Linked DNA regions of Homo sapiens: region 2 is linked to region 1. Evidence: chromatin contacts called from ENCODE Hi-C data. All regions are on one chromosome and are shown on one strand. The core of a region is the stretch at or near the end of the contact, and the rest is flanking DNA. Distances in the headings are between cores, read along the strand shown.

Region 1 (4,265 bases), core at 620-3,119:
AAGAAACATGAGTATGAACGCAAATAAATACTATAGATCTATTTATACAGAAACCCTCAGCAATTCTTGTCGCAGACTGCCTGGCAGCCCTCATGTCTTCAGTATTCTGTGCCATGAAAAAGTAACCGTCAAGGATAATAGAAACATAATTTGACCTACTTTTCCCTGGATTCCTGCAAAGTCTATAACTCCAGTTCTTGTTTATTCCGACACCACATCTTGGGGACACATTTCCTCACTTACTTTGCAGGCAATCCTAAATGCCACACATGTTAAGGTCACTTGTGGGCAATTCCTAAACTCTCTGGGTCACCGACTTTAAGAATGTCCCATCACACACAGAGAATCCTCAGAACATCTTCTGAGATGGACCTGGGATGGACCATTTTCCACCTGAGATGGAAAATGCCTAGGAAAAGAGAGATGCAGCCTCGAGAAGCTGAAGACCGACATCAGTTCAGACCCTTCCCTACCCAAAGGAGGGCGCATGAAAACAAGTGGTTATCCCTCACTCTCAAGTTTACACAAACCCATCTCTGAAAGAGCTAGAAGTCTCCCAGCAAGGTCTTGTTTTAAGTCAGACAAGACTGCATTTTAAAAATTACAGCCAAACGGGAAAGAAAAACCACATTGATGCAGCTTCTCATTAAAGACCACTTAATAATAAATTTTTAAAAGATGAGTAGAACCCACCAAAGGTGCCGCCAAACCCTGGTGAGCAGGGAAATCTGAGTAAGTCAGCTCTGTGTCCTGAGGCCCTGGCGGGGCCTCCTAGGTGGCTTCTTAAAGATCCCAGGAGACAATCAGCAGACCTTCCTGCTTCTCTTAAAAATACAAAACATGCCTGACCTGCTCAGGTCATTAGATGCACTTAGAACTCAATGAGGGACACTCCTTCACCAGGAAATCGTATCTGAACACACCATCAGGAAGTCAATATTGAAGGTTCTTGGGGGCGTGCACCCTCCTGCTCAAGAGGGTGTCCAGGAGTATTAAGTGCTGGAGACACCGGAACCCAGGAACTGGAAGCTCACCCAAGAGCTTCCGACTCCTGGGTCTGCCCCTCGGCGGTGGAGACCACCAAAACCAGTCTCGATGCCCAGAGCTTGCAACAGCACCTCCAAAACAAGCACACACGTCGCATGCGTCCTGCAAACAGGGATGCCGCTCGTGGGGCCTGAAGCTTGCGGTTGGGACAGGGCTGGCTGGCTGTTGGACGCTGGACACCTGCAGCTTCCCCTCCGAGAAGAGGCAAACAGCTCGTCTTCAGCCGATGCCCGGTCCCGCAGCCTGAATCTGGGGGCCCTGGGGTTAAGTCAGGTGCAGCCTGGTGGGGGGGAGGTGTGGGGGCGGGGGAAGCCGTCGCTCAGGGGGTGGCACCTCAAAACCCGCCGTCCCGGGCCCCTCTTCAGCCGAGTCCGGCAGAAGGGCGTCCCTTCCGCCACCTCCCCAACTTCCAGACGCCCCCCTCAGCGGCCCGGGGGGTGGGCGCGGGCTCCACGTGCGCGCCGCCCGTGCCCACTCGGACAGGGCCGGGCCACTCACCCGGCCCCCAGCGGCGCTCCGCTTCCTCCGCAGCGTGAGCCCGCTCCGCAGCAGCGCGGGCAGGTCCCTCAGCCGCGGCCGCAGCGACGCCGGCGGCTGCTCGCGCTCGGGCTCCCGGGCGCTGGGGCTGCGGCGCAGGGGGCCGTCTGCCGCCACCACCGCCGCCGCGGCGGCCAGGGCCGGGCTCTCGCACGGCGGCTGCATCTTGACGGAGCCCACGGCCATCCTCATGCCCTGACGGCGCTGCGGCGCCGGGGGCTCCTCTCCACCGCGCTCGCCTCCGCGCGCCGTCCGCGCCTTCGCCAGGAAGCGAGAGGGCGCGACTGCGGCTCGGGCGCGGGGCGCGCTGCCAGCCGCTGCCCATTGGCGCGCGCCGCGGCCCCCGCGAGGCTCAGCCCCGCGCGCCTCCCCTCCCCTCCTCTCTCCTCCCCTCCCCGCCCAGGTGCGCGGGCCCCGCCCCGCCCCGCCCTTTCGCCTGCGAAAGCTGCCTGGGACCTGTCCCCCTCGGATCTCCCACTCGGGACCCGGGAGGAAGAGGGCACCTTGGGCACCGGCTCATCCACAGGTGCAGAATTCCCAGAATCTCCGGCAAACCCGCTCTTCTGTCCTGTCCCTGTCCCCCTACCCCTTAGGCTGAAAAGTCCTGCTTCACTTCTTCGAATAGCCAGGGGTTGACTTGGACTTCAACCAAGTGTGCTGGAGAGTCGTCCGCCCTCCCGCGCGTTTTGCACAGCCTGGCCCCTCATCGTAATCTTTACTCCTGGGAACTGTTTTGGCCAAGGAACTTCAAAATAGACACGCTACAAGGCAAACACCATGAGGCAAAATTGCTTTGCGCCGACCCTTCTTGGCACACGCATCCTTAAAGGACGAAGGGAGAAAACTTTTGTTGGTTATGATAGGTGTTGAGCAGAGTAGCTGCAAGTCTGGTGACCTGAAGGTGAATCTCTGTTAGCATGTCAGAACCTGACCTTCCCTGAAAGCCCGCTGCTGTGATGAATGTGCTTGGTGAACTGTAAAGGCCTGCCGTGGTGTGAATCATTGTTTACACCCTTCCAGGAGGCAGGAATTCTGGATCATTGAGAGTGAAACTATTCCAGCAGTGCCTTAAACGCCAGGGAGTGTGAATGTTCACATCTCAGCTCAATCTGTCTTCAACAAGGGCCAGCCAGGGTGTTGACTTCTCATCAGTGGGGCGCTGGGATCCCCATCTTTGTCTAAGACTTACAAAAGTTGAATAAGCTTATTCACATTTTTAAAAAATGACAAGAATCGTAGGAGGTCAGGGTCCAGAGTTGGTTTACCATTGTGCCCTCAGCCACTCACATGGTAGGTGCTTGGCAAATATGTATAAAAACATGCCATGTAACAAAAAAGGAGGAACGAACTGTGACCTCTGCCCTTAAGGAAGGTAAGACTTAACCTAGGAGTAGACAAACATCCAGAAAAACAAAGATATTGCACTTGTACTCTTGCTAATTGCCAAGTAAGTGTAGGTAAGACCACTTCAGGCCACAGGAGAGAGAAATGCTTCTGGCCTGGGATGGGCAAAGCTAAATCCACGAAAGGAAGGAAGTTTAAACTGCACCTTAAGGGTGAGTGGGGAAGATTCAACCAGGCAGAAGGAGGGTAGGTGTCCTTCAAGTAAGGAAGAAAGACATGAGGCCGGGCGCGGTGGCTCACGCCTGTAATCCCAGCACGTTGGGAGGCTGAGGCGGGCGGATCACGAGGTCAGGAAATCGAGACCATCCTGGCTAACAAGGTGAAACCCCGTCTCTACTAAAAATACAAAAATTAGCCGGTCGTGGTGGTGGGCGCCTGTAGTTCCAGCTACTCGGGAGGCTGAGGCAGGAGAATGGCGTGAACCCGGCAGGCGGAGCTTGCAGTGAGCCAAGATTGCGCCACTGCGCGACAGAGTGAGACTCCGTCTCAAAAAAGAAAAAAAAAAAGAGAGAAAGACATGAGAAAAACACAAAGGTGGTATCACACAGAACTCACTGGGCACTGAAAATATGTCATGCTAGTGAAGGGAAAGATGACATAATGAAGAAGTAAGAGAAGATACCAGAATGGATGCTAGTAACACACTGCAGAAGGCCTTAAACCCTGTCACCTTAAGCTGTGTGTGTTAACTGGAAAGGACTTTATAATAGGACTCCATAGTCCATTACAGTTTCCAAATACCTATCACATGCATTTATCCAAGGCTGAAATTGCATTTGTATGTTACCATGTCAGACTCTATCCGTTTTTACAGTGTTAAGATATTGCAGCTCCAGTTGGTAATTGGTCGTTGTCTTGAGCCCCAGAGTGCCACTCACCCCCATACCTCCAACTTCCCCATGACATACAACTAAAGGGTGAACACCTGGCCCACTAGAAGCCCTCCAGGACACTCAGATTAGTGGGTGCTTGCGCCCCATCACCCCAATGACAACATTGAATCATACCATGAACTTACTCTACTCCAAAGTAGAACACGTGTTCCGTCTCCTGGTCCAGGTTCCTGGTCTTCAAACCCATTCACACAGTTGCTCAATGCAAGGCCAGCATTCCTTAGATTCTATGGGATAGACCAAGCGTCTAAAGTTCAAGAAGGGCCTTTGGAAAATTGGTTTAGGTTAAGGTGATAAATGACAAATGCCATTTAGCTTCAGGATAAAAATAGGCAAACAACAGGGAATAGTAGGATGTGTACACAGAAGAGCCACGTCACTGTT
Region 2 (3,780 bases), core at 896-3,395, 140 kb after region 1:
CAGTTTGCAATAGGGTTCATGTACTTAGGAGAATCTAATGCCACCGTTCATCTGACAGGAGGTGGAGCTCAGGCAGTAATGCTCGCTGGCCTGCCACTCCCCTCCTGCTGTGCAGCCCAGTTCCTAACAGGACACTGACTGATACCAGTCTGCGGCCAGGGGGTTGGGGACCCCTGCACTAACGTGACAACAGCACCAAGGGGGGATGGTGTTAAACCATGAGAAACTGCTCCCATGGTCCGATCACCTCCCACCAGACCCCAGCTCCCGCACTGGGGGTTACATTTCAACATGAGATCTGAGGGGGAGACACAGCTCCAAACCATATCACCAACTTAATAGTTTGTGGGGTGGGGGAGGGAGGTGCTAGGAATGGAAGTGTCACCTACTATAATCAAATGTAAGAAATAATCCACTATGTTTAGAAGATCTTTTAACTTTGAGAGGTGCAGGATGGTAAGGATGCTAACAAATCCACCCACATTTATTCAGTATGAATTCAGTAACTATATTGTGAACAACAATGTAAGGCAGGAGGAATGCAAAGTTAAATGAGATAAAGCCTCTGCTCTGAAAAACCTTGAGGTCTAGGAGAGAAGGCAGGCATTTCAACTGCATGGTAGAGCGATGTATCCTAGAAGAGGATAAAGTTTTATAGGCAGATGGTGGCATGGGAAGGGAAGTAGAGGAAAAGGCTCAGCGCTGTCTTCTAGACCCAGTCCTGGGGTAGCTAGCAGGTTGGCAGTGTTTGCTGACTGATTGCCACTACAAAGAGTCTGGGTGGAAAACCAGAGTGGCCCTGGAGAGTTACCCAGCCATTTGTCTGCATGGTAAGGAGACCACACTCAAGAGCGAAGCCAAGGAAAAGCCCATGACAGTGAGGAAGCTTGTTGACTGTGTGGCCCACACTCAACTCTATGCCCATAAGCCAGGAAAATAAACTATGAGTCAAATAAATTTGTTGGTTTTCATCAGACATTAACCAAAATGTAATTTAAGTTCTACAGTAAAATCTTTTCATAAAAAGAAAAATAACAGAAAACAACCTAGTGTTAAAATGTTAGGAACCCCAGAATTCGACCCAAAGTTCTCTTTCACCCGCTTTTAAAAAAGTGGAGCACATTTCTAATGCGACTGCTGTTTTGCTGTACCAAGATGGCTGCCCTGGTGTTCCTAAATGTTGGCACAGCCCAACTGACTCATGTTTATGTCCCGCAGTTGAGAATATGAAGAAACCCAATGCCTGGAATACATTGTGGGTTGCACTGCATTTCCAACCTTTTATACTTTCAAGTGCACACTTGTTTTACATTTAACTAAGTGAAGTCGAGTTTTTTGGGTTTTTTTTTCACTGTGCTGTTTTTCTTTTTAAGCATTGCTTTCCCTCTGTGCTTAACATTCATGTTAAATGAATAACCTTTTATTACACGTCAGGATGTGGAGGGAAATGTATTTTACAAAAGTAACAAAGTAAGAAATTTGGAAGTGTACAAAAAATTTATGTCTACAAACTCCTTCCAGTGGATTTGACCAGAATTACATATTTAAAGCCTTGATTGACTATTTTGGAGGGAACCTGAACCCCACCCAGATCCTGAAAGAGTAGGGCCAGTGTTCTAAGGACTGAAAATGAAAACCTCTGTTACCAGGAAACCCGAAGACGAGAAGTAGCACGATTTTAAGTACTGTGCACCAGTCATTCGTCAATGCACAGCAAACTCTGGCGACTTTGCCACGTTAAAAAACTTGCCATCAAAATCCAACCTGAGCACAAACTTAATAATCTACCACAACCTTAAGCCCCTAGCGAAAAGGCTTCCTCTGAGTCCCTGGCTCCCCCCAGCCCCCGGCCCGGCCACAACCCAGCTGGGCTGGAAGACAGGGCGCCCCAGAGCCGCGCATAAGCGAAGAATTGAGCACCGCTCGCCCAGGAGGGCCGCCGTCCAGGTCACGAGAAGGCTTGCGACCCGCTACACCCCTCCCAAGACTGGGAGCGGGCGCCCAGCCTTGCAGGGACACGCAGGCGGACTCGAGGAGCAAACGGCCAGTGAGAACGATTCAAGGGACTCACCCACTCCTCGCCGTAGCTTGACCGTGAGTCTCAGCTGCCGCTGCTGCCGGGAGGTGCCGGCCCCACGCGGCGCCTGAGCCTCCAGAGCGCGAAGCCTCCAAGCCTGCTGCAGGCCCCGCCTCCTTGTCAGTTGCGCGTCCAGCGCCACCTGCTGGCGCCCCGCGTCCGCAGGGTTCGGGAACGTCCTTGGAGGCTAAGACTCCCCAAGTCGCACTCCGGCCTCTCCCAGTTTCCTCTCAAATGCCGTCTGCCCTGCCCTTGAGGTCCGTTTCGCGCCCTCCAACCCCTCGCCTTTTGTTTAATCTCCACTAAGGAACGTTTGTGCATTTCTCTAGAGCAGTGGTTCTCAGACTTCAGCGTGTATAAGATTACCCGGGGGCATATTAAAACACCGATTGTTGGGCTGTCCACCCACAGTTTCCGGTTCAGTATGTCTGGGATGAGGTCTGAGATTCTCATTTCTAACAAGTTCCCATGAGATATGGAAGCATTCCCAGATCACACTTTGAGATAGACCGTTTAGAGCTTACAAACCCTCCCACACGTTAGCTTATTTATTTTTATTTTATTTTATTTTTTTTTGAGACGGAGTCTCAGTCTGTTGCCCAGGCTGGAGTGCGGTGGCGCGATCTTGGCTAACTGCAACCTCCGGCCCCGGGTTCAAGCGATTCTCCTGCCTCAGCCTCCCGAGTAGCTGGGATTACAGGCGCCTGCCACTGTGCCCGGCTAATTTTTGTATTTTTAGTAGAGACGGGGGTTTCACCATCTTGGCCAGGCTGGTCCTGAACTCCTGACCTCGTGATCCACCCGCCTCGGCCTCCCAAAGTGCTGAGATTACAGGCGTGAGCCACCGCGCCCAGCCACCTTATTTAAAACCTAACAGCCGGTCCTGAAGTGGCTGTGATTGACAGTTTGAGGAATCCGAAGCTGAATTTCTGAGAGTGACTTGCTCCCTGAATTGTTCAAATTGTGTACCTTTAATCGCACAAACCCTGCTCCCCAGCCGAAAAAAAAAACCCTTAAACCCCATGTTTACTCCGTCCCTCCCTTCCTTGCCTCAGCTTTTAAGTGCAGCTTCCCATATCCTAGCTCAATGAAGTATTCCAAACCTAAAGTAAAGTTAACTGTTAATATTCCAAGGTTTTAGAAAAAGACAACTTGAGCAGGGGATTTACTTCTCTCCGTTGGAACCAGCCTCGAGATAGGGTCTGAGACATGAATTGCAAAATTCTGGGGATTTGGTATACAACATTCTCAGGACTAAGCTGAGTAGAAAACACAAAGGAAAATAAACGCGCAACCACATTTTCCATGATTGTTTTTTATTCACAGCTAGGGCACCGAAGACTGTTCATGTTTTAATATAAGCATTTTCTGTAGTCACTGACTTTCCATGGATTAGTTTAAAGCCCTTTGAAGATTAAATTACCGTGGACTGACACCTTGTGGTGGAAATAGAATCTTACACCTGTTGTTTCTAGTGAAACTAGAAAATAATTTTAAAGTTTTAGAAAAGAAATCTGTGTAATCTTTGTATGTGTAGCACAGACTACAAAGAATTAAGACTATTTAACCAAGCATTGTTGAGTTTTAAAAGTGATCATGGGTCTTAAATGGTCAGACAAAACGATATGCTTTTATTGTTTAACATTTGGTAGAACAAAGGTCATTCTCTTTTTCACAATATATTTTCCATATGAAAAGGGCAA

What was found. A loop is a pair of places that touch in the nucleus more often than their neighbours do. Pooled maps may share reads with other maps.
Region 2: a pooled map shows a loop between it and region 1 (2.4-fold over the local background). The contact joins the promoter of STEAP1B here to the promoter of RAPGEF5 in region 1. A Hi-C loop is called at or near these places in 1 of 50 pooled maps.

What each region holds. Positions count from the first base shown.
Region 1 is chr7:22,355,285-22,359,549 of GRCh38, forward strand. RAPGEF5 (Rap guanine nucleotide exchange factor 5) reads right to left here and starts at 1,870. Exons shown (of 26, transcript NM_012294.5): 1 at 1,546-1,870. The coding sequence starts at 1,776. RefSeq lists an enhancer at 1,146-1,215 and silencers at 1,336-1,565, 1,626-2,015.
Region 2 is chr7:22,498,043-22,501,822 of GRCh38, forward strand. It overlaps STEAP1B (STEAP family member 1B), which reads right to left and starts at 2,146. Exons shown (of 5, transcript NM_001382447.1): 1 at 2,072-2,146.